Linked DNA regions of Mus musculus: all the other regions are linked to region 1. Evidence: chromatin loops called from intact Hi-C (ENCODE). Cell type or tissue: heart. All regions are shown on one strand. Links, peaks and the distances in the headings refer to the core of each region. The heading gives the core; the rest is flanking DNA. Region 1 holds the start of Ddx50 (DExD box helicase 50). Region 2 holds the start of Ddx21 (DExD box helicase 21). Region 3 holds the start of Vps26a (VPS26 retromer complex component A). Region 4 overlaps Ccar1 (cell division cycle and apoptosis regulator 1). Region 5 holds the start of Stox1 (storkhead box 1).

Evidence for each region. A loop is a pair of places that touch in the nucleus more often than their neighbours do. Peaks named below come from ENCODE experiments on the same cell type or tissue, not always from the same donor. Only the 100,000 strongest peaks of a DNase experiment are listed, where the experiment ranks them.
Region 2: a loop joins it to region 1, with 1.9 times the contacts of the local background. A loop is called at or near these places in 9 of 42 quality-filtered maps.
Region 3: a loop joins it to region 1, with 2.7 times the contacts of the local background. A loop is called at or near these places in 5 of 42 quality-filtered maps.
Region 4: a loop joins it to region 1, with 2.4 times the contacts of the local background. A loop is called at or near these places in 5 of 42 quality-filtered maps.
Region 5: it touches region 1 in a loop (4-fold over the local background); 7 of 42 quality-filtered maps call a loop at or near these places.

The regions. Positions count from the first base shown.
Region 1 is chr10:62,648,267-62,654,719 of GRCm38, reverse strand. Ddx50 (DExD box helicase 50) reads left to right here and starts at 3,502. Exons shown (of 15, transcript NM_053183.3): 1 at 3,502-3,695. The coding sequence starts at 3,609. In heart, for the core only: no CTCF peak of the experiment used is centred there; a DNase peak (open chromatin) is centred at 3,379; H3K4me3 peaks cover 2,996 bases; H3K27ac peaks cover 2,151 bases.
Region 2 is chr10:62,599,066-62,605,518 of GRCm38, reverse strand. Ddx21 (DExD box helicase 21) reads left to right here and starts at 3,221. Exons shown (of 15, transcript NM_019553.2): 1 at 3,221-3,391. The coding sequence starts at 3,305. In heart, for the core only: no CTCF peak of the experiment used is centred there; a DNase peak (open chromatin) is centred at 3,218; H3K4me3 peaks cover 2,828 bases; H3K27ac peaks cover 1,446 bases.
Region 3 is chr10:62,486,072-62,492,524 of GRCm38, reverse strand. It overlaps Vps26a (VPS26 retromer complex component A), which reads left to right and starts at 5,720. Exons shown (of 9, transcript NM_133672.3): 1 at 5,720-5,867. The coding sequence starts at 5,865. In heart, for the core only: a CTCF peak has its summit at 4,024 (motif pointing right); a DNase peak (open chromatin) is centred at 5,554; H3K4me3 peaks cover 1,678 bases; H3K27ac peaks cover 1,594 bases.
Region 4 is chr10:62,784,944-62,789,943 of GRCm38, reverse strand. Ccar1 (cell division cycle and apoptosis regulator 1) reads left to right here. Exons shown (of 25, transcript NM_026201.3): 3 at 4,350-4,513. Among named protein-coding and RNA genes, the nearest start is that of Ccar1, 4.9 kb to the left of the region's middle. In heart, for the core only: no CTCF peak of the experiment used is centred there; no DNase peak of the experiment used is centred there.
Region 5 is chr10:62,722,421-62,728,873 of GRCm38, reverse strand. It overlaps Stox1 (storkhead box 1), which reads left to right and starts at 2,780. Exons shown (of 4, transcript NM_001033260.2): 1 at 2,780-3,106. The coding sequence starts at 2,806. In heart, for the core only: a CTCF peak has its summit at 2,980; DNase peaks (open chromatin) are centred at 2,683 and 3,003; H3K4me3 peaks cover 1,593 bases; H3K27ac peaks cover 741 bases; H3K27me3 peaks cover 1,095 bases.

The DNA.
Region 1 (6,453 bases), core at 591-5,590:
ATTTAATCCCAACAGAGAAGGCAGAGGCAGGCAGGTAGGGTTTAAGGCAAGTGTCAGCTACATAGTGGCCAACCATGTCTGGAAAAGCCAAGAACCCCAGCAGCACTCTTGAGATCAGTGTGAGTGCCACTGGACCTCACTGCTCTAGTGATGTTGTATTCGCTAATCCAGTTTCCTGCTTATTGCTCCTGCTTGGCTAACAACAGTTCTGAAAGGTAAAGTGGCTATGGTCACATGGTCTCTTGTTCTGTTTGCTTCGGCACCCTCAACCCACAATCTCTTTCCCTAGTCTCCATCAATTTATAACTGCCCCTATTTTTCCTATATCATCTGAAATCCTTCATGTTCTTTTGTTGTAAAAGTTTCACATTTGCCTTTCAAAGTGCATCTTGACGGCTCTTTGCCTTCTACTTTCTAATTACAGGCTGAGAAAATGAACGATTTTGGAAATAACCAGAGAGGCAAGTTTAGAAATAGTACCTTGTTTTTAATATCTTTTTTTCTTTTTTTTGGGGGGGGGGTGTTTGAGACAGGGTTTCTCTGTGTAGCCCTGGCTGTCCTGGAACTCACTCTTGTAGACCAGGCTGGCCTCGAACTCAGAAATCTGCCTGCCTCTGCCTCCCAAGTGCTGGGGTTAAAGGCGTGCGCCACCACTGCCTGGCTGGCAAGGGGGATTTTAAACATAGAACCTTTGTTTAAGAGAATACCAGGAAAAAGAATACACCACCTAACTTTTCAGGGTATTATCAGGAACTCTTTTAAGATATTTGGAAAATAGGGTTGGTAAGATAGCTACACTGGTAAAGGCTTCTACCACTGAGCCTGAACATGACTTTGATCCTCAGGAAACACATTGTGGAAAGAGAACTTCTACTAACAAAATACTGTCAAACAAACATAAAACTAGACGTTGTGGCTCTTGCCTTAACTTCTCTCCTAGCACCAGGGTGGCAGACACACAGCTCTGTGAGTTGGAAGCCAGTTGGCTTCTACATAGCAAGTTCCAGGTCAGCTAGGGCTAAGATGGTAAAACTCTAAACTAAGTAAATATTTGGGAAAGAAAGATGTTCTGATTGTTGTATTTGAAACTAGGCACCATGGTCTGTGCTTGTAGTTACAGGTACTAGGGAGGCTGGAGCAGGGTGTTCACTTGATCCCATGAATTGGTGATTATATTGGCGATTATATTGGCGATTATATTTTGAATCAATGTCCATGATGGTGGCCAACTGGACCTGATCTAGAATCATCTGAGAAGAAAGCCTCTGGCAGTCTGTGAGGGAGCACCTTTATCTGGTTAATTCAAGTGGGAAGACCAACCCCAACCGCCAGACTAAATAAAAGAGGGTAGGTGAGCACCATTGTTCATTTTTCTTTTTCTAGCAGATGAAATATGACCAGCTGCCTTGTACGCCTATTGCCACATCTTGCCTACCCCGATGGACTCTAGCCTCCAGCTATAAGCCAAAATGACCCAAAATAAAACGCTTAAGTCTCTTCTCAGGTATTTTGTCCCAGCAGTGAGAAAAATAAATGATATGTTGTTTTAATTCCCCTTGGTTCCAAATCTCACGATCAGACATAAATCTTTTGAGTTTTAAATTAAAATTATAGTTCCTGTTCCCATGTTTCCTGATCAATTAAGCTAATATCGACCAAGTCCTTCACTCCTTGGGCAAGTTACTCATGTGTAGATCTCCAATCTCCTTCCCCACTTGATAAGAGAATTAGTTCAGGCCATTAGGACTTAGAAAGGCCACATTTGTTGGCGCCGAAGGTGTCACAATTTGGGAAGCAGTCACTTGAATGACTAATAGAATCTAGTCCTTTTCAGGTTTGCTGTGAGGTTTGGTATGAGAAAAAAAATGCCAAAAATAGGATCCTAAGAAGGTAAAAATGCACTTCATTTGAGTGATTTTCAGCCACAAGACAGCATCTGCTCCCTTTATACCCATGTGTGTGGCATTCTTCACCTTATTAACTGTTCCTATGCATAGCATATTCCGTTGTAGGGGCATAGTGTATTGCTGTAGAACTGGGTGTAGCTAAGAGGAAAAAGAATTTAGAAAAGCTATTGAGATTTAGATTTGTAAAGATTTAGATGTAGAGACCCATAACTATTCATCCAACTTGTGGGAAAAGCCTTTTTCACCATCATTCCTTGAACACACCTGGTGTTATAAAACTGAATCCATAAGACTACATTCAGACAAAGTCATTGATGTTAAGCCAGTCCTTATTTTCATAGAATTCTGGAAGCTATCACAAATTTAAAATATTGTGGTCCCGGTTATTTAAGTCTAATCATAGAACTCAGGACGTGTAGCTGTAATTTTTTTAAGGCCTGTGTTTGAGGCTCAGATTACAAGACTGCTACACTAGACATTATGTAGTTTGCAAGAATGCCCTGTACCTACATCTAGGTTTGGTGTCATCTTCCCTCAGGAATGTAATAGCTGATTGACTGAATAAAGAGAACATGATAAACAAGGTTTGAGGACTGGGATTGTTGTTCAATTGGTAGTAGGCTTGCCTGGTCTGTGAGGTACAGGGGATCGAGCCCAATCTTTGTGAATATACATAAAGACCAAGAAGTCAATTCGCTGACACTGATATCTTTCATATAAATTTGTACCTCAGAGGCAGTTAATCCTGAACCTTAAGATTAAATGTACGTATTACAAGCAGGTCATCTGTCAGACACATTGGACTTGCTTTTCTTATCCTTTAGATTTTTCCCTATTCTGTTTCATAGGAGCGAGCATTCGCCTTGCAACTCTGGGAAATTACAGCTGTGAGAGCGCTGTGCCCATCGCGGATTCCGATCACTTTTCAAGTCTTACAAGCGCTACTGAGTTTGGACAAATAAATTCGCTTCTCGGGTGGGTTTGGTTTCTTCTGGGATACGTGAGAACTAAAAGTGAAGCCATAACTTAACGCCTGCATAAGGAGCTAATATCCTTGAGGCGGCCCCTCGGCTTCAGACCCCTGCAGATTCTGCTGACCCCGGGAAGCCTCGACGTCAATGCCCAGGTACCGTTACAGGCTAACGCTCCACCCACTGCGGGGGGCGGGGCGGGGCGGGGGCGGGGCGGAGGGCTGCAGTTTCCGGCGGCGAATGGCTGTACGGCGCGTGGCGCTCCCGCCGGCCTCAGCTCGTGCTTGCCCACGAGCCGCTGCGTCGCGCGTCAGCCCCTCGCTCCCCGCCGCCTGCGAGGGGGCTGCGCGAGCGTTGCAGGGCATGCTGGGAAGGGAGGCGTTCCGAGCGGGGGGAGGGGAACACTTGGAATTCTGCGTGCCGCGCCAGGGGAGGCGAGCGTCCTTCCTGGAGATTGGCCCGTGCTCTGGAGAAGCCTGTCACTTCAGACCGTGGGCGGGCCCATCGGGGCCACTCAGGTTTTCATTGGCCGAGGGAGGCTGCGACTCTCTGGGAGAGTTTCCTCCTGTAGAGTTCCGGCTTGCTTTGCTCCCGCCGCGAGGTGCGTGGCCCGGAAGTGACGCACGGTCCTGGCCGGCGGGGCCGCCCAGCCCCCGCTTCCTTTCACGCTCTCGGTGGCCGTAGGTGGTCGCGGCCACCGCAGCCGGGCGGGAGGTTGCGACGGCCAGTAATGCCCGGGAAACTCCTCTGGGGAGACATAATGGAGCTCGAGGCACCCTTGGAAGAGTCCGAGAGCCAGAGGAAGGAGCGGCAAAAGGTGTGCTGCGGCTGGGCCGCGCCTCCCTCGGGCTGCGCTGGCCTGGGCGGGGAGGGGAGCTGTCTAGGAAGGGGAAAGACCTGTCAGGACCGGGGGCGAGTTTCCGAGGGACAGCTTCCCCTTCGCCGAGCTCAGCCCTCCGAGGTCCCAGGGACCATTCCCCATCGCCGCACTCCCGGACCTGGAGGAGAACGGCCCGGCTTCCGTGGTACTTCAGCCCCACGTCGGCCTCTGCGCCCGGATCTCTCCCGAGAGATGGGCAGACTTGAGCTCCCATCGCCGTGGAATCTGCTCGTGTTCCCTTTCTTAGGCGGCGAGTCCCTTCATTTGGTTTTCCGGGGCCTTCGAAGAGTTGAGACAGAGATGATGATGGCTTTGCCTATGTGTTGCCTCCCGGTCGCGGTGTCGTGTCTGCAGCAGTCTCGGGAAAAGCTATCCTAGGGGGTTACAATCCTCCATGATTGGGTAATAGAGGCTTAAGGAACAGTGTCAAAGCCAGGCTTGCCAGGGGTTGGCTGTGATGGAGTTCGTGGGGGTTGTATTACGAATAGCCCTTACTGTCAGTATTTTCAATCCACTGTGGTTTTTATTGAGGCTAATCGTGCCAGACTCTTAGCTGAGGACCGAGGAGATAAAACTAATTAAGTATGCAGAATAGTCCCTGCCCACCAGGAGCCTGTAGAGGTTCTATCCCCACCTCCGTCCAAGACATTAAGAAAGAAAGAAAGAAAGAAAGAAAGAAAGAAAGAAAGAAAGAACCCGAAAAATAGAGGATCTTATGGTGTTAAGAAAAAATGCAGAGGTAAAATTTTTACTGGAGACATTTGACCTGGAGAAAGAAAGCTGAATGAGGATGAAAATGACTGTGGGAAAGATGACACTTGATAAAATATTTACTCTGTAGAGTGCTAGAGATGAGGAAACACCCCCTAGGACCTACCACGAAGGTAAATTTTAAATTCTAGCCACCCTTTTATGTCACCTTCCCAGTGGGCATTGAAGTGAGGCCACCACTATGCCCGACAAATGCCCAGCGTTGAGCTCTATTCCCAACTCTCGTTTTTCTGTTTTTGTAGAACGTACTAAATTTGGAATTTACATTTGAGAGTTCCATTTTTCAGTGCTGGGGTTTAAATTCGACCATGGCTCAAGGTTTATTTTTTTTATACCATTTTAAGCGTGTGACTTGATGTCATTATAATAGAATTGTGCTGTCACGACCACCGTGATCTCTAGAACCTTTTCATCTTCCCAAGCCAAAGCTCTTTGCCCCTTTGAATTTTACTACTGTAGGCTTCTAGGGTAGACTATAAATGTAACCTCAAGCCGTTATTTTAGTTTTATATTTAATTTAGTTTGTCTTGAATAACCTTGCATACCTAAATCCTGCTTCTGACATGGTCTAGGTAATGTTTCTTTCTAACCATACTTGTATAGTATGAGATAAAAACATTACCTCATTTGCCTTCGAAGGCTTGTTCTACTGTTATCTTGTGATTGGCAGTTTTATGTGCTCCTTGTAAAGTTAGCTTATATATATATATATATATATATATATATATATATATATATATATATATATATATATATAAAATCTTGAAATAGTTTCCAAAGATTCTTGAGGAAAGTTATTATATCTTTGTGCATCCTTACATTTCACTATGTTTTTATATATTGGTAGCTTTCATATTGTAAATTCTCCAGAAATAATATACTTATTGATTGCCCTTCATGAAAAAGAAGTAGACATTTGGAAATGGAATGGAATACCAAATAGCAGAAATAGAATATTAGGCTAAGTCTGGCATTCAATGAAAATAATTCTAGTTTGGATATATTGAGATAGGGAATTTGTGTTCTTAGAAAAGGAATGAAAGTAGCCAAGAGAGTCTGGAAGTGTGTGTTGACACAGACTTGAGCTTCCACGGAAGGGTAAGGAGAAGGAAACACTAAAGAAGGTTGAGAGCTAAGAGATAAGGAGATGAACAGAGCTCAGCAAACAGGAGGCTGTTGGGCTTGAGCTCCAGAGGGAGTAATGTTAGTACTTAGCACTCTAGGATGTTACAGGGTTTGGACATAGACGTGTTACACTGACATGCTTGCTCTATCTTCTCCCTAAAGTGCAGGGCCCTGAAGCAATCCAAACTGCATGCCTGACTGTGAGCTTGTTTTTCTATAGGACTTACTACTTTAGAGAGCTGTGGGCTGGCGCAGTTAAGATCAAATGATGTAGAACATTTTAAAAGGCATTTTTACATATTACTCAGCTTTTTCAACTATTTATGAATGAAAATTTATGCTAAAGCACTTCAAAAATTATATTAGCATTGTGAAAGTTTGGTGCTTGTAGTTTTTAGTGAAATGAAGTACTGCTATACAATTTACTAGATTCCACTGAGGTAAATGAGTTATTTATTTCACTAAGTGATTCTAAAGGACCAAGTTTTCAAATAATTTCTTGTGGTCAATAAATAAATAAAAAAAAGAACTTGCCTTCAGTTTGGTATTTTAAAAACTAAAAAAAAAAAAATATCTTTTTAGTGTGTATGGGTTTTATGCCTGTGTGTATGTCTGTGTACTATGTGTAGACCTGTCCTGAGGCCACAGAAAGCTGTCCTATCCCCTGGAGCTACCATGTGGGTGCTGGGTTTGAACCTGAGTATTTTGGAAGAGGAGCCAGTGCTCTTAACCACTGGGCCATCTTTACAGTCTTAGTTTTGCATTTTAAAATTGAAGTTACAAAAGAGTGCCTTGGTGT
Region 2 (6,453 bases), core at 653-5,652, 49 kb after region 1:
ATCCAATCACTTAATTGTAATCTATAAAGTCAAAATCAGAAAGCAGATCATGTACTTCCAACATCACAGGATATACAGTATTCCAAATGTCATAGGAAATACTGGACCAATGCAAGACAGGAAACCAGCTGGTCGAACTCCAAACTCTGTGGCTCCATATCTGATGTCAAAGTGCTCATCAGATCTCAAAACTCCTTTTGTCCTTGTTACTAGCATATCTGGCATTCAGCAGCAGCATACTTCTTTTGGGCAGGTTTCACTGCCTGTTAACTTTCCTTGGCTCCATCAACACCTTCCCTAGTCTGCATCCTGATGTCAAAACGTCTTTGTAGGACACAGGTTGATTCAATTCGGTAAGTTTTCTCCCCATAATTCAATGCCTTTCAGCAGCTGCTGTCCCTACTTTATAGTAAAGTATTATGCAATCTATCTCTCAGATTTCTCCGTGAGGAAGGTTGCTGATTATTCTCGCTGAGGGTTAATAGGTCTGCACCTTTGTGATGGTGAACTCTTAACTTTATAGTCAAGTCTCTACTACACTGCCTGAGTACTAGTACATTCACACCATGTCATGCTGTGTCCACAGTGTCCTGAGCAGTTTTGGGTGAATGAGCAGTGCCTGTTTTCTGCCTTCCAGAACTCAGAATCTGGTGAAATAGTAGAATATATAAGTCCAAATTCATGGCAGTGCAGTGACTAGCAAAGTCAGAGAGCAAGAGACATAATAGACCTTCACTTGGCAGAGACTGAAGAGATGGCTTAGCTTAAGACCCAGCCCCAAGGCATCCAATGCCCACTTCTGGTCTCCAAGGGTCACAGAAGGCATGTGCACAACCACAGAGACCACACACATACACATAAAACCAACAAAAGCGCTGGGAATAGCCATTTAGGCAAAAGCACAGAATAGCTAAAGAAATTAACATTCTCTAAGTATTGCTATAGTTTTTCTCTGGAGAAAACAGTGGTGAGTGAACACAAGGGCTTTCTGGGCATTGGTTTTGTTTTTTTGTTTCTTAAGATTTATTTATTTTACTTATATGAGTACATTGTAGCTATCCTCAGACACACCAGAAGAGGGCATCCGATCCCAGTACAGATGGTTGTGAGTCACCATGTGGCTGCTGGGAATTGAACTCAGGACCTCTGGAAGAGCTGCCAGTGCTCTTAACCGCTGAGCCATCTCTCCAGCCCCTGGGCTTTGTTTTCATCAGCTATTGAAAGGCTTCTTGTATCATCACTTCAAGTGTGGTGATAAGCATGTAGCTAAATGTTGGCAAGGTGCATTTCAACGATCTACCTGCTAAAGGTTACCTTTTCTATCAGTAGGGCTTCTAACAAAATTAAATAATAGCTTCTATCTTAAAAGAAAAAAAAATCTTAGCTGGGCAGGGGTGACACACAACTTTATTTTCTTTTTTCCGTGAGTATTTTGCATTTCAGCCTTCTGAGGCTCACCTCAGACCCCAAGTCCAAACGCAGTGCAGTGCTCAAGATTTGAATCCAGAGTTTCTTTCACTACACTCCGTTGTCTCCTCAAAATTAGCATACATTACAATGGATCCATTTAGAAATATCTTAGGGCCTGTGAGATGGTTCAGTCCATATGGTGTTTGCTACCTCTTGATGCAAGCTTGAAGAATTGAGTTCGATACCCAGAACTCACATAAAGAAGAGAATCGGTTTCACTTTCATTTTTCAAACTACTGTGATAAACTGTCTCCCAAGTCCCCGAATCACTGGTTCTTCAGAAGAAGTTCTAAAACGTATTACCAGTGTGGTCGTGCAAATATTTAATCCCAGCATAGGCAGATCTCTGAGTTCAAGGGCAGTCACGGGTGTACAGTGAAAGCCTGACTCAAAACGAGCATTGTCACTGATCATTCAATTGGCCTCTTTCCCTTATCCAATGGTAGTAGTAAACTCTCCAACTTAGGCATCTTTGGGAATCCATTCCTAGTCTCAAGGCCCTGTCAAGGGGCTGAGTGTGCCCTCAAACCCAGTGATAACTGTCCATCTCTTACATTAGTCTATAACAGTGGTTCTCAGTCTTCCTAATGCTGTAGCCCTTTAATGCCTCTTACGTTGTGGTGATCCCCAACCATAAAATGAATTAATTTTAGTTGTTGAGGATTTAGCTCAGCTGTAGAGCGTTTGCCTAGCAAGCGCAAGGCTCTGGGTTCAGTCCTCAGCTCTGAAAAAAAAAATTGCTACTTCAAAACTGTAATTTTGCTATTGAATCTTAATGTAAATATTTGATATATGACCACTGGTAAAAGGGTCGTTGAACCCCAACGGAGTGTCGACCCCCTTGAGAAACTTTGGTCTGTAGTGCTTGAGGACAAGCAGGGCTTGGATGTTATTAGAATCCTGTCTGTCCACTCTGGAAGCAGAGGCAGGCGGATTTCTGAGTTCGAGGCCAGCCTGATCTACAAAGTGAGTTCCAGGATAGCCAGGGCTACACAGAGAAACCCTGTCTCGAAAAACAAAACACAAAAAAACGAACCCTGTCCGTCATACAAGAATACCCGGAAGTTTATAAAGTGCACACATGAATAAAGGGCCAGACTTGTGAATTGTGGGTATTTTTTGTTGTTACTTGGGGTCGGGGAGAGAGCTGTTGAGACAATCTCATCATGTGTCGGGCTAGCCTTGAACTATGTGCACCACGCTGGACTCGATAGAGATCCATCTACCTCTGGCTCCTGGGTGCTGAGATTAGCGGCGTGCACCCCATATGCCCTGCCTATTCTGGTTCTTTTAAATTGTTCATATTGTGCAGCACGCATATGCGTGTCCTGGGTGCCACTGAGCGCGTGCACGATAAAACTGCACAGCTGGTTCTGTTTTCCAGGGATCACAAATTCAGGTCACCAGAACTGTGGTATCTCGCCGGTCCCTGAATTCCGGTGCTCACCAAAGCACCTGGGTTTATCTGTCACCACCCAGCCGTTTTCCACAGGTAGCGTACACATCGCAGCTTTTCATGGGAAAATGTTGCCAGCTGGTAATCCCAGACTCGGCAAGCGGAGGCAGCAGGGTAAGATTCAAGGCCGTTCTCCAAGTCTAGCCGTGGCGATCCCGCTGTCGTTAGACCGCGCAGAGCACCTCCACGCCGCACACACGGGTCTCACCCAAAGCCGCGCGAACCGCAGCCTTGCCGGTACACGCTACTTCCGCCGGATGCACTCCGCTGCGGAAGTGACGAATAGGCCCGGCTGAGGGGCGGTCCGCTTTCTCTGTCGCCCTCTCTCCTAGCACGCGGTTGAGGAAGCCGGTAGGCCTGAGAAGCTGCTGCTGAATAATGCCGGGAAAACTCCGCAGTGGGGCCAAGTTGGGCTCAGACGGGGCCGAGGAGAGCATGGAGACGCTGCCGAAGCCAAGCGAGAAGGTGAGCCTGGGGGGAGGGGGGTGTCCCCGAACTGGGCCGGGCCGGGAGCTCGTGGCCGGCCCTCTGACACGCCGTGTCGGCTGGTCAGGCTTGGGAGTGCGGAAGGGATTGCCGATCGCGTCACAGTGCGGACCAGAGCCGAAGACGGCAAAGTCTGAAACTTGCGCACATGGTCGGCATCTGCTGTGACACACAGACACAGTTCCCTCTTTAAAAAAGAAAAGAAAAGAAAAAAAAAAGAAAACCCAAAACAGAAAACGTGGTTGGCTAAGTGATCACCCTATTATATAGAAGGATCTGTGTGAGCACTGTTAAATCGCCTTGTCTCTTCTTAATTCCTTGCATAAAAATATTAAACTTGTGACAGTATCTATCAAAGTAGGAGGGTTCGGAAATTATCCCGGAACTCCTATGTTGTACGACTTAATTGAGTTTTTTTTTTGCTGTCTCTGTTGACTTTGAAGGTAGGAGCCTTTTAAAGGAGCAGCAGTAGTATTTGAATTAGGTGGAAATCACTGGGCGCACAGCGTTCACATCCGCGTGTTCAGCTGCCTGATGCTGAAGTCAGGAGGGAGGGACCTAGCTACGCGTTTATATTCCGAACTCGACTTACTGTTTTTCATATATGTAGTAGATAACATGTTCATGGGGCGGAGAGATTGTCCACGATACAGTATTTTTAAGATGGTTTTTGTGGTACCAGGACCAAACCTTGGGCAGCTCACGTGTTGGCAGGTGCTGTCCCACTGTAGCTCTAGCCCTTAGCCCAGCGGTTCTCAGCCTGACAGATAATCTGCAGATGTTTATATTATGATTCATAACGGTAGCAAAAATTAAAGTAACAACGGGATAATTTTCTGGTTGGGGGTCACTACAATATGAACTATTTGAAAAGTTGAGAATCGCTACCTTAGGCCATGATTTGAGAATTTAGTCCATTATGATTTAGTCTTTACTGCCTGGAACACTACTAGAGTCTATCTAGTAGGTGGCTAATAATCGGTACAAATTTTCCATATGAAAAGTTGCACATTTAAATAAAGTCCAAATAAAGTTTCACAGACGCAAATGATATATGAATTTTTTTGGTAGTTTTGTTTCATATAGTGTCTACGAGAATCCACATTGAAGTACACATTTCTTGAGTGTTTTACCATATAGAAATTTTGGAGGGAAAAGAAACCTGTTGTTGCTGTTATGAGGACACCCAAAGTTTGCTTGCTCGCTCTCTCTCTCTCTCTCTTTCTTTTCTTTCTTTCCTTCCTTCATAGTTACCTTTTGGACAGTGCTTGCTCACTGATACTGTGTGTGTGTGTATGTATGTATGTATGGATGGATGGGTATGCTTGCCCCTGGGGTTACAGAAGTTTGAGGTCAATGTTGGGTGGGTGCCTTTATCACTTATTTTCCCCACTCTCACTCACCCTACCCTCCACCCACAGACAGTTTTTCTTTTTTTTTAATCTTTTTTTTTTTTTAAAGATTTTATTTATTATTATAGTAAGTACACTGTAGCTCTCTTCAGACACACCAGAAGAGGGAGTCAGATCTTGTTACAGATGGTTGTGAGCCACCATGTGGTTGCTGGGATTTGAACTCTGGACCTTCGGGTGCAGTCGGGTGCTCTTACCCACTGAGCCATCTCACCAGCCCCCACAGACAGTTTCTCTATAGCCCTGGCTATTCTGGAACTTGCTCTGTAGACCCGGCCGGCCATGAACATAGAGATCCACCTCCCTCTAACTCCTGAGTGATGGGATTAAAGTGTGTATCGCCACTTCGCTGGCTTGTAGTGATACACACTTTTGGGGACACCTAGGCTGGCTAGCTGCCCACTCCAGCCCCACCAGCTAGGGTGACAGGCATGTGCCACCACACTCATTATTCAGTGGCTGCTAGAGTTTCCTGTCAAACCCTCATAGTGGCAGAGTAAGCATTTTCCCCCTGAACCATTTTTTCCGAGTATGTAGTTTAGAGCCTTGGTAGTCTCTTTAAAAAATTAGTCTTGCCGGGCAGTGGTGGTGCATGTCTTTAATCCCAGCACTTGGGAGGCAGAGACAGGTGGATTTCTGAGTTCAAGGCCAGCCTGGTCTACAAAGTGAGTTCCAGGACAGCCAGGTCTACACAGAGAAACCCTGTCTCCAAAAGAAAAAAAAAAGTTTATAATGATTGGCCAATATGAGCTGAAGACTTAGTTTGAAGAACTCTTTTATTTCCCCCATGTTAGTGACTATTGCAATATACTTCTTTTCATTGTAGCTAAGAAGTGGTATTAAAAAGCGTACGTACTGTGTGACCTTTTATAATTAAAATTACATTAAGCCAGGTGTAGTAACATGACTTTAACTCTAGGAAGTCAGATCTCTCATGAGTTTGATACCAGCCTGGTCCTGCAGAGTTCATTCCCAGGACAGCCAGAATCATAGTTACATCACTCCCCCCTCTCCTCCCTCCAGAATCATAGTTACATCACTCCCCCCTCTCCTCCCTCCAGAATCATAGTTACATCACTCCCCCCCCTCTCCTCCCTCCAGCCCCTTCCATGGAATTCCCACCTTGCTCATCTCAAATTCATGGTCTCCTGTTTTTTTTTTTTTTTTTTTTTTTTTTAAATTCACTTTAAAACTTTATTTCTGCAAAGCCAATCAAGAAGGGTTTTGTTTGTTTGTTTGTTTGGTTTGGTTTGGTTTTTTCGAGACAGAGTCTCTGTATAGCCCTAGCTGACCTGAACTCACTCTATAGACCAGGATGGCCTCGAACTCAGAAATCTGCCTGCCTCTGCCTCCCAAGTGCTGGGATTAAAGGCGTGCACCACCATGCCTGGCACTCATGGTCTCCTTTTAAAGTGTTTGCACACATGCACCCACACTCCTAAACTCAGCAGCTCAGTTCACATTACCTGAATGTGTATAATTTCGGGGTTGATTTTATTTATTTATTATATGTAAGTACACTGTCGCTGTCTTCAGACACACCAGAAGAGGGCGTCAGATCTCATTATGGATGGTTGTGAGCCACCATGTGGTTGCTGGGATTTGAACTCCGGACCTTCGGAAGAGCAA
Region 3 (6,453 bases), core at 1,454-6,453, 160 kb after region 1:
TTATTTATTTATTTATTATATGTAAGTACACTGTAGCTGTCTTCAGACGCACCAGAAGAGGGCATCGGATCTCATTACGGGTGGTTGTGAGCCACCATGTGGTTGCTGGGATTTGAACTTCCCGGAAGAGCAGTCGGGTGCTCTTACCCACTGAGCCATCTCACCAGCCCTATTTTTTTTTTTAAAAGAAAGCTGACCTGTGAGAAAGCTGGCAGTCAGAAAGCCTTCATTTATACTTTCTACTTCAGACTCCTGCCAGGAGTTCCTGCTCTGACTTCTCTCAGTGATGGACTGTGTCTTAGTTAGGGTTTTACTGCTGTGAACAGACACCATGACCAAGGCAAGTCTTATAAAAAAACAACATTTAATTGGGGCTGGCTTACAGGTTCAGAGGTTCAGTCCATTATCATCAAGGTGGGAGCATAGCAGCATCCAGGCAGGCATGGTGCAGGAGGAGCTGAGAGTTCTATGTCTTCATCCAAAGGCTGCTAGTGGAAGACTGACTTCCAGGCAACTAGGGTGAGGATCTTATACCCACACCCACAGTGATACACCCATTCCAACCAGGCCACACCTATTCCAACAAGGCCACAACTTCAGATGGTGCCACTCCCTGATCCAAGAATGTACAAACCATCACAGACTGTGGCCCAGAATGGTGACTACTTCCTTCCCTCTTCGAAGTTGCTTCAGCCAGAATATTTTATTACAGCAACAGAAAGGAAGGTAGAACCAATGTTACGGCTCAATGGGGAGCTATTTCCACTAGGGTCCATTGTGAGAGTTCCACTGAACTTTAGGCGTGGCATTTTAAGCCATTTATGCCAAGGGATGAGAGCCCAAAATAGGACTCACCTTGAAGTAATGACGTTAATCACGAGACGGGGCTGCTGCACAGCTGAGAGAAAGGACATGTGACACTTGGGAGGCCTATGGAGGTTCCTCTTAATAGTTTTACTATGTTTAGCCAAGGATCAAAACAGGAATACTATTTATGACCATTCACTATTTAGCGGTGCAAACACAAATAACTATAATACATTTTTATTATGTGTTTTTCCCCAAAGCTGTGAGTTGCCATTCTCTCAGTGCATTGTCTTAGTATTTCAGTCACTGTTTATCAATATAGGGGTTGGAGAAATGGCTCAGTGGTTAAGGGCACTGACTGCTCTTCCAGAGATCCTGAGTTCAGATCCCATCAACCACATGGTGGCTCACAACCATCTGTAACTTCAAGATCTGATGCTCTCACACAGACATACATGCAGGCAAAACACCAATGCACATAAAATAAAGGTAGATAAATTTAAAAGGTATCCACATAGCTCTATCTTTTGCTAATCTGCCTTCTCCCCTCGTTAGCGTTGCTGTGTAGAACTGATGGTTCCTTAGGGCCCAATGGCTCATCAGTGACAGTGCTGCCTATAACTCTGTTACCTATTGCATGAGTCATAAATGGTTTACAGAAGCTGCAGTGTACCGAGTACCACAGGGAGAACCTAAGGTCCTTTGAAACTGGAGTTACAGACAGTTCTGAGACACCACGTGGATAGTGGAACCAAAGTTGGGTCCTTTGTGAGAGAAGCAAGTGCTCTTAACTGTTGAGCCATCCCTTTAGCCTCTGATATGAAATTTTTTATGGGGGAAATTGCCTCAGTGATTGATGTAAAATGCATCCTTTTGTTTTTTGTTTTTTGTTTTTTTTTTTTTTTGCTATTTGGATATTTGTGATTACTCGGTGTTTTGTTTTCACAAGGACAGAATACTAATTAAGAATAAGAGCTCTTGAGAATTGAAAATGTTAGCATACATTCTTTACTTATTGGGTTTTTTTTGGGGGGGGGAGGAGGAGGTGTTGGTTTCAAGACAGGGTTTCTCTGTGTTACAAGCCCTGGCTATCCTGGACTTGCTTTGTACACCAGGCTGACCTCAAACTCAGAGATCCACCTGCCTTAGCTTCTTGAGCACTGTGATTAAAGGCATGTGCCACCATGTCCAGCCTTATTATTTATTGCTACATAATTAATCACCTTAAAACTCTATGGCTTATCTGTATCTTTAATCCCAAGATTTGTCAGGTGAATCTGTGAATTCAAGATTAACACATTGCAGGACAGCCAAGGCTAGATAGTGAGATAACCCCCTCCAAAAACAAAACAAAACAAAACCCAGAACCAAACAAAAAAAAGCCAAACAAACCCAAAACCTTGGTGGCTTAAAGCAATAGATTTTTAGAATTTTTATAGTTTATGCAGGTCAGAAATTAAGTAGACTATCTGGAAATTCTATTTAGAAAGTCTTTTTGTTTGTTTGTTTGTTTTGTTTTGTTTTTTTGAGACATCGTTTTTCTGTGTAGCCCTGGCTGTCCTGTCCTGGAACTCACTCTGTAGACCAGGCTGGCCTTGAACTCAGAAATCTGCCTGCCTCTGCCTCCCGAGTGCTGAAATTAAAGGCATGGCTCACAACTGTTTGTAACTCCAATTCCAGGAGATCTGGCATCCTTACCCAGACACACGTTATGGCAAAACACTAACACACATAAAAATAAAATTTTAAAAGTACAGTTAGGATATTCACCAGAGCTAGAGTCATCTGAAGACTTGGTCAAGGATGAAAAAGAAAGTTTCCACATTGGTATTCGAAAATAGTTGGAAAGTTGGTACTCCCATCTGTTTTCAGAAGAGAGGGGAGATGTCCTCTCCATGGGGCTTTACACCATGGGAGTGGATGTTGTTAGAAGGGAATGGTCCAGGAGAAACCAAGTCAGGAGCAGCTTGAGGCAGCCACACCACGCTATTCTGTTGGTCACACAAACCGACTTTGATAGAATTCAAGGATAGATTACACAGGAGTTTGAACACTAAAAGAGAAAGCTCGAGGCTGGTGAGATGGCTCAGTGGTTAAGAGCACTGACTGCTCTTCTGAAGGTCATGAGTTCAAATCTCAGCAATCACATGGAGGCTCACAACCATCCATAACGAGATCTGATGCCCTCTTATGGAGTGTTTGAAGACAGCTACTTATGTATAATAATAAGTAAATCTTTAAAAAAAGAGAGAGAGAAAGCTCACGGAGAGCTATGCCAAACAATACACACACACACACACACACACACACACACACACACACACACACAAACTCATCATCATCATCATGAGAACTGGAACATGAGCAAACATGGTGGCTCATGATATAATTTTTGCATTCAGGGACTGAGGCAGGAGAATCAAGAGTCTAACGTCAGCCTGAGATATGTACTAAGACCATTTCTGGGACAAAAAGAAAAACAAGGACAGGTGAGATGGCTCATCAGATAAATGTGTTTGCTGACAGGCCTGAGGACCTGGGCTCAATTCCCAGAAGTGACATGTACAAATTCTGCTCTCCATGCACACCATGTAATATACACCTCCCAGAATAAAGAAACATGAAAAGGAAAAAGGAAAACAACAAGAGACAGATGGAAGACAGGAAAGAAAGTGAAAATCCATTTAGGATGCTCAATCTAGGATTTCAAGAAATTCCAGGAAGACAGCCGAGGATGTGGCTTAGTGGTAGGCTGGTTGATTGGGATCCATGAGGCTCTGGTTCAGTCCTCAGCTCCACAAAGGAAAAAAGAAACCCAGGTTAAAAAAGGTGTGTGTGTGTGTGTGTGTGTGTATGTGTGAGCCTAGAGCAAATCATCAAAGAAATTTAGGAAGACTGCAGGGTACACAGTCAATACAGGAAAGTTACACACATCACAACGAAGAACTGAAAAATGAAAAACTTAGTTTTATTTACAATAGTGTTAAAAAATACAGGCACTTAGAGATAAATTTAATAAAAATGTATAACACTGGAAATTAGAAACACTGGTGAAGAACACTAAAAAAAGGTAAAAATTAGAAAAATGCACAGTGCTCATGAATGGAAGACCCAGTATTGTTTTTATTTTACCTCCTTGAGTCTTTCTTTGGGTGCATGGAGGTTTTGCAGACCTTCTGTACAAAACCTGCATATGTGATGCTCATGGAGACCAGAAGAGGGCATCAGATCCCCCTGGTAAGGAGCCACTATTTGGATGCTGGGAATCAAATCTCATGCTTCTGAAGGGGTAGCCAGCAAGTGCTCTTGACTTAGCTCAGCCATCTCTCTAGCCCCAATCGATAGATTTTTGACAAGCATACCACACCACAGCAGTTTACAGGGGAAAGTATTTTGAGCAAATGGTGCTAGAACCAACAAACACAGTTAACCTTTCAGATCTTAGACTATGCGCAATTGTTTCTCTCTTTTGTTTCCTTGTAACAAGGTCTCACACTGTAGCCCAGGTCATTCAGGGGACTAACTGTGTAATCTCCAGGGGTCTTTTAATTCATGGCGATTCTTCTACTTCTTCTGTCTCCGGAGAGCTGGGATTACAGCTATGAACCTCTATACCTGACTTATCCTTCTTTATAGAGTGGGTGATGCTCCTTCATCCAAGCCATCTGCATCACAGGGTTTTAATCAATAGTATTTTGAGATCTAAACTCCCTTCTCTGTCCCCATACTATTTTACCCGTCTGTAAATATGACAGGTAATCTCCAATATTGGGAAGGCTGAAGGAGGACAGATGTGTTTCTTGACAGCCTGGGCTACATAGCATATTCCAGAGGAGCCTGGGACACCTAGTGAGACCCTGTCTCAACAATAAATATACACACAAACATCCATTCGTTCCAAAGCTCCCTGGCATAGCAATCTTTAAGATTTGTTTTCAGATAATATCATTTTAGGCAGATTTCTCCTGCATGCATGAAGGAAGTGCAGTGTTCCATCTGCAGCAATGCATAAAACCACCAGTGACTCCTGCAATTACAGCATTGGGAAGGCACTTTGGAGGTGCTCACTCTCCACTTGAGGCTAGCCTAGTCTACATGAGTACATGAGAACCCCTGTCTTACAAACAAAAGACTCATTTCCAGTATTTGAATTCTGTCGCGATTGGAGACCGAAGCCTCATTTTAACCTTTAAATATTTTAGACTTACAACTTGACACTCTACTCCCCAAGTTGAGTTTCGTTATGATAGGGCTGATGACACCCCTCCGCCCATAAATCTGAATGAAAGGTTCAGTTCCTAAGCCTTCGTAGTATTTCATCTATCCTCAGGTTTTCTGGGCCTCCACTACAATGACTGACTGGATCAGAGTGTTGGAGAGCTGCGTTTTGCACGCTTGCGAAACTTTTAGGAAGGGCTGTTGCCGGGGAGGGGGGGTAAGGAGGGCGGAACCGATTTGAGAGTACTGCCTCTCCGGCTTGGAAGGCTGCGTCACGAGCTATCCGTGGACTGCAAAGGATGTGCTTTAAAGATTAGCTTTTCTCCCTAACCGTCTCTTCGGAGGCCAACAATTCTCGGGGCTGAGGCGGGAAACAGATCAGGCGCAAAGGTCGGAACTGCAGCAAGCCCGCAAAGACACGCCTCCCGCACAAACCCTCGAGTCCCCCAAGTTTCCCTAGGGAAAAGGAAATGGGCGTGCCGGAGGGAGGAGTTTGACAGCGCACGGCTCGTCACGTGACAACTAGCTCTAGGGTTGCTGGACTGAGAAGACAGATCTTTGACTCCTCCCACCAGACGTCACCCACCCAGACCACGCCCTCAACCGAAAGGCGGGGCGGAGGAGCCCCGCCTCGAAACGGCCTTCCTGAAGGGCGGGGCCTCTAGCAGGGCGGGGCCTCTAGCGGGGCGGGGTGGGGGGGGGAGGGAGAAGAGGAAAAGGAGTGGTCACGTGCGGCTGATGGCCTACGGTCACGTGACGGGCGGCGGGGCGCAGGCACCCAGGCTGGGAGTTCTTCTGAGGGAAAGCCGAGTGGAGTGGGCGACCCGGCGGCGGTGACAATGGTGAGTGCGCGGCGGCCTGCCTGCGAGGTCGTCTCCCGCGGGGCCGTGGGGCGCGCGGCGGGACTCCCAACGGCGGGCGCGGCGCCGAGCCTGCAGGGAAGGGGCGCGGAGCGGTGAGGCCTGACGGCTGCCCGCTCCCGGCCAGGCCTGAGCACCTGCGGCCGGCGGCACTGTCCCGGCCATGTCGGAGCCTCTGCCCGCCTTCCTCGACCGGCTGTGGGGACCCTGGCTGGGCACCCGCAGCCCGCCCAGCCGGAGCTCGGCAGCCTCGCCTTCCAAGGTAGCCGAGGACAGTCAGTGCCCTCTCTCCCAGTTCCGGACTCTGGCGAGACCTGCTCACCTTCCTCGTCCCGAGCTCGATAGAGTCCGCTTATTTTCTTTAAGCTGGTTGTGGAGACATTCTGCGATTTCTTGATTCGGGTGGAGGCTTTTGGCACTTGTAGAATAGGAGGGGAAGGGAGGGGAGACAAGAGGGTGTCGGAGCCGAGACCCCTCATTTATATCTCCAGACGCCGATTTAAGCACTTGGTTTCACTTCCTTCCCTAAGCGATTTCTATAACTTAGCACTTTGGGATGTTGCAGTGT
Region 4 (5,000 bases), core at 1-5,000, 140 kb before region 1:
CACAGGCAGGATCTCTGAGTTTAAGGCCAGCCTGGTCTAAATAATGAGTTCCATGATAGCCAGGATTACATAGATCTTATCTAGATGCCTCTCCCCTAATTATTTGTATTTTTTAAAATTACATTTTCATGCTCCTCTGGAGTATGAGTTTGAGAGAGAGGGGGTGGGAGAAAGAGGATTAAAGTCAGAGACAAGTGGCAGACGTTTGTTTTCGTTCATGTAGGGTAGGTCTTGTGAATTGAATTGAGTTTGCCAGCCTTGATGGCAAGCACATTTACCCAGTGATCCTCCTGGCTGAGCCCTTAGCATTGTTCTGTGTGTGATGTGTATATCAGAGCAGGTATTCGTGTGTGGAGGTTAGTGGACAACTTTTGGTAGTTGGTTCTTTCACGATGGGTTCTGGGGATTGAACCCAGGTTGTCAGACTTGTATGGCAGGTGCTTTTACCCCCATTGAGTAAGATTACTGGTACATTTATGGTTTCATTTGTTTGTGTTTAATGTAGAAATACTGACTCTTTAAGAATTTAATGCCAGGGATCTTTTAAGACATGTTTGGCAGTAAAGTGCTTGCACAGAACCCACAAACCCTTTGATTTGATTTCTAGCACCTCAAACCGGGTGTACTGTATTCCTGAAATCAAGCACTCCTATGGTAGAGGCAGGAGGATCAGAAGTTCAAGTCAAACTTTAGTGAGTTTCAGGCCACCCTTGACTGAAAGTGCTGCACTGTGACCCCACCCACCCCCTTTGTGTGTCTGGTCTTGGTGGTTCATTCCTTTAACCCCAGAACATTTAGGAGGTGGATTTCTGAGTGTCGGGTCAGGCCAGCTTGGTCTACATAGCAAGTTTCAGGACAGCCAGGGTTAAAAAGTGAGATCCTGAAAAACAAACAAAATCCAATTACTATTAGTCTATGGAAAAAAAAAATAGCTGTAAGCATCAAAGGAACACTTACCGTTAGTTTAAGTCAAAAAAAAATTACTGCAATTTTCCAGAGGCAGAAATCCAAAAATAAATAAGTGAAAAGTTATTTGTTACTTGTGGTGGAGTTTTTGTTTTGTTTTTGCTTTTTTTTTTTTTTTCCAGGGCTTTTTACATGCTAGAATTTTCAGTTTCTTAGCTTTTTGTTTGCTTTGAAACATTTGTGTGTTTCTGTGCATATGTGTGAGTGTGCATGTGCAGGGCCAAGCATACTTAGCAGCAGTTGGTTCTACACGTGCACCCTGTAGACTCCATGGCTCAAACTGCATCCATCAACCAGGTGGTTGTCCTTGTACGATTTCTATTGCTTTGATAAAGACTATAACCAAAAAAGCACTTGGGGATGGGATTTATATCATCTTACAACTTCTAGGTCACTCTATCCCTTAGAGACGTCAAGGCTCAACTTAGGAACCCAGTGTCCCACAGGCTTGACTATAGGCCTGTCAGGGAGGAATTTTCTCAATTGTAGCTCCCTCTTCTTAGATAACTCTAGCCAAGTTGACAAGGGGAAAATGCCAGGATAATTAACCTTGTCAAGTCGAGGCACAAACACATTGTTCTAACTAGGGTTACTATTGCTGTGATGAAACACTGATCAAAAGCAGCTTGGGAGGGAAGAGTTTGTTTGGCTTACCCTTCCATATCAGTGTTCATCATCAAAGGAAGTCAGGAAAGGAACTCAAACTGGGCAGGAACGTGGAAACAGAAGTTGATGCAGAGGCCACAGAGGAGTGTTGCTTATTGGCTTATTCCACATGGCTTGCTCAGTCTGCTTTCTTAAAGAACCCAGGACTGTCAGCCCAGATTTGGCTAACCCACAGTTTTCTAAGCCCTTCCCTATCAATAGCTAATTAAGAAGATGCCCTTCAGGCTTGCCTATAGTCCAGTTTTATGGTGGCAATTGAGGCTCCCTCTCCAGAGAACTTAACTTGTGCCAAGTTGTAATAAAAATAACAAGCAGACACATTATAATTCAAATCTTGCTTATCTCCATAATATCCTATTAATAGCAATACCTCACATTTCAATCATTTTTTCCCAAGACGTGGTTTTTCTCTGTGGCCTCGGATGTCTCAGAACTAGCTTTATAGACCAGGCTGGCAGAGATCCTCCTGTCTCTATCTTCCCAGTGCTAGTATTAAAGGCGAGTGCCACCACTGCCAGCCTACATTCCAAACTATTAAATTTTATTTATGCATTTTATATACATATATATGAATGTTTACATGTGCAGAGTTTTTCAATGTATCTGTTAATGTCCTGGAATTTTGTAAAGGAGACTAGCTTCAGACTAGAGATCCACTTGCCTTTGCCTTTAGGTGTGTGCCACCATGCCTGGCATATTGTCTTCTAATCACAGGTGATTCTTTAGCCCCAGATGACAAGTACTGAGAGTCATAGCAAAACAAAGGTTCCACTTACTGGTTCTGAACTCCTGTTAATCACAGTCTATCCTTCAGCCCTTGCTGACCAGAACCATAGATTCTTTCTTTCTTTTTTTTTTTTGAGACAGGGTTTCTCTGTGTAGCCCTGGCTGTCCTGGAACTCACTCTTTAGACCAGGCTGGCCTCGAACTCAGAAATCCGCCTGCCTCTGCCGAGTGCTGGGATTAAAGGTGTGCACCACCACGCCCGACAGAACCATAGATTCTTAATACAGAACAGCACAGGACCAGCCCTGACAGAACAAGCACCATCACTGCTTACCCATCTTACAAGCCTATGAGACTGATTATTTGTTTGTTTATTTAGTGCCATACTATATAGCCTTGGCTTGCAATTCACTATGTAGAGTAGACTGAGCTTGAGCTTTGACTCAGAGATCCACCTTCCTTTGACTTCCGAGTGCTGAGATTAGAGGCTTTTGCCTTTGTGCATGTGTATCTGTTTTAAATAGTTTTTTCTTATCCTGTGACTACTTTTCTAGCCAAGGATTGCCTTTAACTACTGCCTTTATTTCCCAAAGGCTGGGACTCTAGGTATGTAATACTATACCCTGATTTTGTTTTGTTTTGTTTTGTTTTTTTTGTTATTGTTGTTTTTTCCTTGAGATTTATTTGTGTGTGTGTGTGTGTGTGTGTGTAGATATATAGATAAAGGTGTGTATGTGTGTATATATATATATAGTCAGTGTTAGTGAATGCCACCCACATGTGTGCATGCCTGTGTAGGCCAGAGGAGGGTGTCAGCTCCCTTAGAGGTGGAGTAGTTCCAGACAGTAGTGACCCACCCTATATAAGTGTTGTGCACCCAACACTGGCCTTTCTGGAGGAGCAGCAAATGTACGTGTTGCCTGCATCTGTCTATCTGTATGTGGCACTTGTATGCCTGTTGTCTTTGGAGGTCAGAAGTGGTACCCTGAAGATACTTTCCAGTGGAAAGCTGTCAAAGTCAGTTCCTCTCAGCACCTATTCTTTCTTTCATCTGCTTGTAGATAAAACTCACTTTTATAAAACATCAGAATGTAATGAATGCATTAGGTTCTACTTACCATGCAATGCTCAATCGTTGAGCTAGTTTTCTGCCCAAGAGTAAATTGTAGGTTAGTAAAATGATAATTTTGTTTTTTAAAAAATCTTTTATGTCTATTACCTTGTTTTCCTTTTTGAGAAAGTCTGATGTGGCCTGGTCTGTCCTGGATCTTGTTAGCTTAGGGTGCCCTTAAACTCTTGGTTCTCCAGCCTACACCTCCTTAATGCAGGAATTACAGCCATGTGTTGTCATGTGTATTAGTTAGGGTTTTGTTGCTATGAAGAGACACCATAAAGAAGGTAACTATAAAGGCAGACATTTAGTAGGGGCTTGCTTACAGTTTTAGAGATTCATTTAATCCATTATCATCATGGCTGGAAGTGTGGCAGCAGGCAAGCTGACATGGTGCTGGAGCAGCCAAGAGAGAGTTCCAAAGGGACCAAAAGGAGGCTTGCTTCCAACTCCTGATGGAGCCGGAGTATAGGACCTCAAAGCCCACCCCCACCATGACGAACTTCTTCCAACAAGGTCATGCCTCCTCACAGAGCCACTTCCCAATGGCCAAGCATAGTCAAACCACCACGCTATGCCTGCTTGAAAATAATTTTTATTATTTGAGACTAGGTCTCTCTATGTAGCCCTAGCTTTCCTGGAACTTGATATATAGACCAAGGTGGATTCAGACTCACAAAACCTGGCTGCCTTCTAGTCCTGGGATTAAAGGTGTATGCCACCACATCCAACTCTGAAAAATACTTTTGACTAGACTCTGGGTCTAGGTAAAGTTGGTGTATGACTGAAGTGTAGGCTAGTAGAGCCACTTTTTCTTATATTTGTGATGGGAAGTCATGGGAGATTACTTGGTCACCCTTCTCTCTCAATCTCATTGTAGCTGCACTAGGTGTTCAGCAGCCATCACTTCTGGGAGCATCTCCTACCATTTATACCCAGCAGACTGCATTGGCGGCGGCAGGCCTTACCACACAAACGCCAGCAAACTATCAGTTAACACAAACTGCGGCACTGCAGCAACAAGCTGCAGCTGTATTACAGCAGGTGAGTTTTAAAGTCATGTATGAGGTGATAAAGTGAGTCTTTACTGAGGGTTGCTATCTTTTTTGTTCTCTCATTTGTTCATTTTTGTTTTGAGACATGTTGTCTGTATTGTTTATGTTGGTCTTGAACACATGATTCTCCTACTTAGCATCCCAAGTGTTTACTAGGATGATTTGTCTGCGACCTCTGTGGGTTTTTTTTTCCCACCTCTATTTTAAACAGTGAAAAATTGTAGATTTAAAAAAAGCTGATTGTTGTAGGACGTGCCTTTAATCTCAGCACTCTGCAGGCAGAGGTAGGTGGATCTCCATAAGCTCATGGCCAGCCTGGTCTACAAACCAAGTTCCAAGACAGCCAGGGCGGCTTTGTTTGATGGCACATACCTACAATCTCAGCACTTGGGAAAGGAGGTTATTGAAATTGAGGCCTTATTAGAATACATAGCAGGAATCTATCTGAAGACAAAAGGAATTACAACAGAAAGTTT
Region 5 (6,453 bases), core at 738-5,737, 74 kb before region 1:
CTGTGTGTAGGTTGCGTGAGCACAGATAAATAGCAGGTGTTGGGAACACTTCATCACTGTCTATAATCTCTGTCCTCAGAGACAATCTGCCTAAACTTGTTGAGACTTTGTTTATCTGTGAGAGAGATGGTTGGATAATACTACTCCTATCAGAGGGTTAATTTTACAGAAAAAATTACATCGCTGGTTTTAAAGAAAAAATAACATGGTTCTAAGCACAAAGGAAACTGAACTCGAATTGGTCACCATCCTGATTACAGGGAAGAAACCTTAGGTGAGGTTGCGGTGTGGGGATTTCAAGCCCAGGAGAATCTTGGGCTGGGCATGGTGGCCTTTATTCTCAGCATTTAGGAGCAGGGACAGAGAGAGAAAGCCAGATCTCTATGAATTCCAAGCTAGCCTGGTCTATGTAGTGGCTTGCAGGCCAACCAAGGCTACATGGTGAAGACCTCTCCACACACACACTGAAAAGAAAATTCTAGTTTTCCAAGAATCAGTTACACAGGAGCAAGACTTGGGTCCAGCAGGCAAATGGCTTGATAAGAGTCAGAGGAGAAATTGTTCTGTGTGAGACAGCTCAGACTGGGAACTGGCATTTCTTCTCTCTGCAGGATCTATCCATCCACCTCAGAATTCAGATGGGGAACACTTAATGTCAACTTCAAATGTTTATTTGAATTGAAGGTTAAGTCATTTACCTACAGAAGCCTGACTCAGTAGTTGTTTGGTTCCATTTCATACCCCCCATGTGACTGAGACATTCTCCCTCCTCCTCCTCCTCCTCCTCCTCCTCTCCCTCTTTCTCTTCTTCCTCCTCCCTCTGTTCCTCCTCCTCCTGTTTTTTTTTTTTTTTTTGGTTTTTTTCTTTTTTTTTCGAGACAGGGTTTCTCTTTATAGCCCTGGCTGTCCTGGAACTCACTCTGTAGACCAGGCTGGCCTCGAACTCAGAAATTCGCCTGCCTCTGCCTCCCGAGTGCTGGGATTAAAGGCGTGCACCACCACGCCCGGCCCTCCTCCTCCTGTTGCTCTTCCCCCTCCTCCTGCTCCTCCTCTACAAATCAAATGCCTCTGTTTTCACTCCGTCCCTAGCAAGTGAGAAATGGCAGTGACCTTGACAATAAGCTCTGTGCCTTTGTCCCATCGAGAAGCCAGAATTTCAATGCACCTATGAGTCTTTTCCCAGCATGGAAGGTGGCGAGCCACCAGCACCAGACAAGGTTGCCTGACCCTTGCTTGGTCTGGAGCTAAACTCTCTGTTTGCCTGAGTAAAGGTGGGATACTTTTTAACCTAACTAATTATAGTTTTTGTCATTTGAGGAAAAAAACCCAAAGTTTAAAATACAGGATTATGGCTGGGCTGGAGAGATGGCTCAGTTGGTAAAAGCAAAAGGGCCGAGTTTAAATCGTCAAAACCCATATAAATTGAGGCAGGATAGTACATAAGATATAGTATGTGTATAATCTCTAATGTCTGTAATCCCAGTGGTGCTATGGTGAGGCAGGGGGTGGGGGCAGGAGACTTCCTGGAAGCTCTTAGGTCGGTACCATGGTACACACACATACACACCCCAGCACTTAGGCATGGCCATTCACAGGCAGGCAGGGTGGCACACATGCATGCTATTGATACAATTGTCTCCAAGATGCTTGGGGACAGATAGCCCATTTTTTTCAGATGCTGGCACACTTGGATCTACTTGAGGAGCCAAGTTGGAGATGGGTCCCACACAATTCACTCAACTCATAGCCACCCCTTTTACACACATCCTGAAGTCAAGTGTGATGTTTTTTGCGTGTGAAACCACAGTAGTACTTAAAAAAAAATTCTTAGAGCATCTGGGATTTGGGGATTAGAGATATCAATCTACAATAGTTAATTTAACAGAGAGTTGTGAAACTGGGCTATTGTTATTAATAACATCTGTGATTGATGGATAGGGGTATGGATTATCTCATTATGGTAGTTATAAAGGTGGTGTAGTTAAAAATAAAAACGGTTGCACAAGCAAGAGGAACATGAGTTTGAGACCAGCCTGGGAGACATATGTTGACCCTGTCTCTCTCTGTGCCCACCCCTGATTATTATATCGATATTATGGATGGTAAGTCTGAAATGACCCCTCAGGTCTTGCCGAAGCACCTTGCTCTTTATAGTATTGAGTTCATAGTTAAGTCTAATGTCTATCCTGCCCGGTTTCCTTATTCCAATAGATCTTTATCCTCAGGGACCCAGGGCCTCAATTCCGGCCCAGCCTGTTTGTCCTTATCGCTCTGCGACGCCGGCCATAGTCTGCAGGGGCAGATCTCGGCCTTTCCTTTGGGGTTCTTGGGGCATGATCGAGTGCAGCGTCAGAATCCCCAGGCCCTAACCAGGGTGGGGCCCCAGGCTTTTGCTACCGCCTCTCGCTCGCTAACCCTGCTTTCCTCAAAATTCTCAAAAGAAGGGGATACACTAGGGGAGGAGACAGACCCTGGAACTTCAGAAAACCATGGATGAGAGGGTCCTCAGAGTCCTCTGCTGCGAGATGAGGAACCTGGCCAGGTCCAAACCCAGAGACGCCAGAGAACTAGCCTGAGAGGTCAGGAACGGAGCAGAGGCTCAAACCTGGGTCACCTCCCACGCGCGACCTGGGTCCTCCGGGCACTGCGGGTGGGCGATGCCACCGGCTCTTCTGGTTGCTGTGGGAACCGGGAGTGACAGCGACGCCCTAGAAAGCCCCGCCCCACCCCGGCCCCGCCCCCCTCAGAGGGCTCCCGGGGCAGCCGAGGTGGGCTCAGTGATCTCGAGTCCCGCGAGCGGGCGGCATGGCGCGGCCCGTGCAGCTGGCACCGGGTTCGCTGGCGTTGGTGCTGAGCCCGCGGGAGGCCGGGCAGGCGGCGGGGGAGCCGGGCGGTCGCGCGCTCTTCCGCGCCTTCCGCCGCGCCAACGCGCGCTGCTTCTGGAACGCACGGCTGGCGCGCGCCGCCTCGCGGCTGGCCTTTCTCGGCTGGCTGCGGCGCGGGGTGCTGCTGGTGCGCGCGCCCCAGCCCTGTGTGCAGGTGCTGCGGGATGCGTGGCGTCGCCGAGCCCTGCGGCCGCCCCGAGGCTTCCGCATCACCGCGGTGGGTGAGTGTGGGGCGGAGGTCGCCAGCGCCCGGGGTCATAGCAACAGGTCCCGGGAGCGCGCGGGTTCCTGGTGTTAGGGGAGGGGGCACTTTAGGAAAAGTGAGGCTCGGGTCCGAAAGAGGATCCGATTGCTCCTTCCTTCCTTCCTTCCTTCCTTCCTTCCTTCCTTCCTTCCTTCTTAGCTTCCCTTTCTTTTTCCTTCCGTCTTTCCTTTCCTTTTTCCTATCTTTTCCTTCCCTTTCCTTTTTCCGTCCGTCTTTCCTTTTCTTTTCTTTCTCCATTCCTTTCCCTTCCCCTTTCCTTAACTTTGCCATCCTTTCCTTTTTCCTTTCCTTTTTTTCCCCTTTTCTTTCCCTCCCCTCCCCTCCCCTCAGCTCCCCTCCCCTCAACTCCCCTTCCCTTCCCAGTACCTGGTGTTCCTGTCCTGCTTGTCTTGGATGGAGGAGTGGTCTTAGGTCGCTCAACTTTCAGAAGTTTTTTGGGGGGGGGGCGGGATCGTCCTTAACTGGTGGGGAAAAGAAACAGATGGTGCTGTAGACACATCACACATCATTCACCAAACAGAGAAAGTTCCACCTCCCAGTCTTTTCGGACTAACCCATTTGTTTCTCGGTTGAGAAACTGAACCGCTGCACCAGTGGGGTGGTTACTGACACAGGCCACTAACCTCTGGCAACTGTGTCAGCTCCCAGTAACAGCTGGTTCTGTCCTCATTCTGTCTGTGGGGGCTGTGGGACCATTCGATGGTTTGGTGGTGACAAGAAGCCAGTTGTTTCAAGGAACCTCTCCATCATAGTCTGGTTCTCCTCCTCCTCCTCCTCCTCCTCCTCCTCCTCCTCCTCCTCCTCCTCCTCCTCCTCCTCCTCCTTCCCCCATCCCCAGAGAAGCACCAGCAAAACAAATTTGTTTTACTCCCTGGGGTAAGGGTCAGGGCAACGGGAGACACCTGATGCTGTGTGTGGTCTTGTCCAGGAATAGTGACCTCCTCTGGCCTGAACCTGGGAAGGCCTCTAAACTTCATGCCATCTGCAACCACCCACCCCCAGCCTGTCCCCATATTTCTTTGATTAAGAAGAGAGATGGAGCCCGGCATGGTGGCGCACACCTTTTATCCCGGCACTTGGGAGGCAGAGGCAGGCAGATTTCTGAGTTTGAGGCCAGCCTGGTTTACAAAGTGAGTTCCAGGACAGCCAGGGCTATACAGAGAAACCCTGTCTCAAAAAACAAACAAAACAAAACAAAACAAAAAACAACAAAGAAACAAACAAACAAAAAACAAGAAGAGAGATGGTTGCCAGACTACATAGATAGGGTCTCATCTCCTTTCCCATGCAGGAATGTCAAAAGAATGGTTTCCGGGTTCTGAAACAGGGAGCCAGGTACCCAAAGTTGGAATCTTCTGCAGACAGGCTGGATTTTGAAAAAAGGGGCTTTCAGTTGCGTCCTGGGCTTCTCTGGTTTGAATTAGTGGTTACATTCTCCTGTCTCCTGACTCCTTCCAAAGGGTGAGTATACTGTGTACTGCAGAGAGGGAATTGGATGCAGTGTGTGTGTGTGTGTGTGTGTGTGTGTGTGTGTGTGTGTGTGTGGTGTCTAGACCCCAGGGCTGAAGTAAGAGAGGCTTTATGTAACATCTGAGGCAGCCATTGTAGCCCAGGGAGCCGTGGTGTATGCTGGTTGTAGGCATAGAAAGGTGAGCTGGCTATTAATCCTTTCTATCATTGCTACACCTGAGCAGTGCCCACGGACACAAAAAGATTTGGCAAAAATCCTCTATGTTTATTTATATCTGGGTGTGCGTGCCTTGATACATATTCAGCAGTTGACTGACAGCTCTTTGGAGTCTGTTCTCTCCTTCCACCGTGTAGAGCTCAGGAATTGAACTCAGGTTTTAGTAACAAGAGAAAAACATAACAGGTTTATTTTAAAATTTTAAACATAATTTAAAGGTTTTTTTTTTTTTAAAAAAAAAGAATAAATGTTTATGTGGTGTGGGAGGGGCACACGTGTGCTCTGATGTGTGTATGAGAATCCAGGGGACAGCTTAGAGGGGGTCAGGTCTCTCCTTTCTCCATGTGGGTCCTGGGGATTGAACTCAGGTAACCAAGCTTGGTAGCAGGCATCTCTATGCACCGAGCTGTCTCACCGGCTCTCTTTATGTGATGTGGGAACCTTTGGAAATGATCCAAGGGCTCAGAAGAAATTGCCTGTTTCTATGTCCATCTTTGGTAAAGGATGGATGGCCAAGAAGAAATTGACGAAGATAGACCTACATGATCACATTCTTCTTTTGACTCTGTGTAGCGTCTTCCTTCTGCTGAGGCAGGATCTCTCTGGAGTGGGGATGTTTCTTCAGTGGATATATTTTTAAGATGTATTATTTTATATGTGTGTGAGCCTGAGTGTGTGCTAACGCGTCTTGTGCATGCCGATACCCACCGAGGCCAGAAGAGGAGTCAGATGCCCCGGAACTGGAGTTACAGCTGGTAGTGGGCCGCCATGTGGGTGTGAGGACTGAAACCTGGATCCTCTGAAAGAGTAGCTGGTGCTCTTAGTCACTGAGACATACATTTATTTATTTATTTATTTATTTATTTATTTATTTATTTGAGGTAGGGTCTAATGCCGCCCAAGCTGGCCTCAGGTTGCCTGTGTAGCCAAGGTTGCCTTGAACAGGTCTTCCTTCATCTACCTCCTATGCCTTATTTCTGGGAGTTGAACCCAGGGCTTCATGTGTGCCAGTCAGTCACCCTGCCAATGCAGCCACAGTGTCAGCCTGGGGAAGAGCTGTCTGAGCTAGGGAAGGATGCCGGATGCCCATGGGGTGGTTAGGGATGCTTTTGTTTTGATTAGGATCGCTAATTACCATCTAGCTTGATGATGTCAGAGTCACAGGAACAAAGAGTCTGAGTCCGCAGGCAAAGGCTCCTGGACTGCCTCTGAGTCTCAGAAGGTGATGACAGTAGGAGAAGGTACTTTCCATCAAAGGAGATGAAGTTTCAGTCTGTGCTCCCATCTCTGGCAGCAGCGGGCTTCCAGAAGCCAAAAACAGGCTCCTGGGGACCCACAGGAAGAGCTGCTGGGGACAGGCAGGCACACGTCTTGACCCTCAGAGTAAAAATACTAAAAAGGAACACAGAGGTCAGTTTGGTCTCTGCTGTTGGTTTGGATTTTTTGGAAGGCTTGTACATTTTTGCATAAAAGGCATGTGGGCACAAGAAGTGTGGAAAGCCATCTTCTTCAACCCAGCTGTGCTTCCAGGACCCTTTTTAGGCTATTGGAGCTTGCAGGGATCTCTCAAACCCTGAGGGAAAAACTGGTATGGAGGGAGTTATCCTCTACTACCT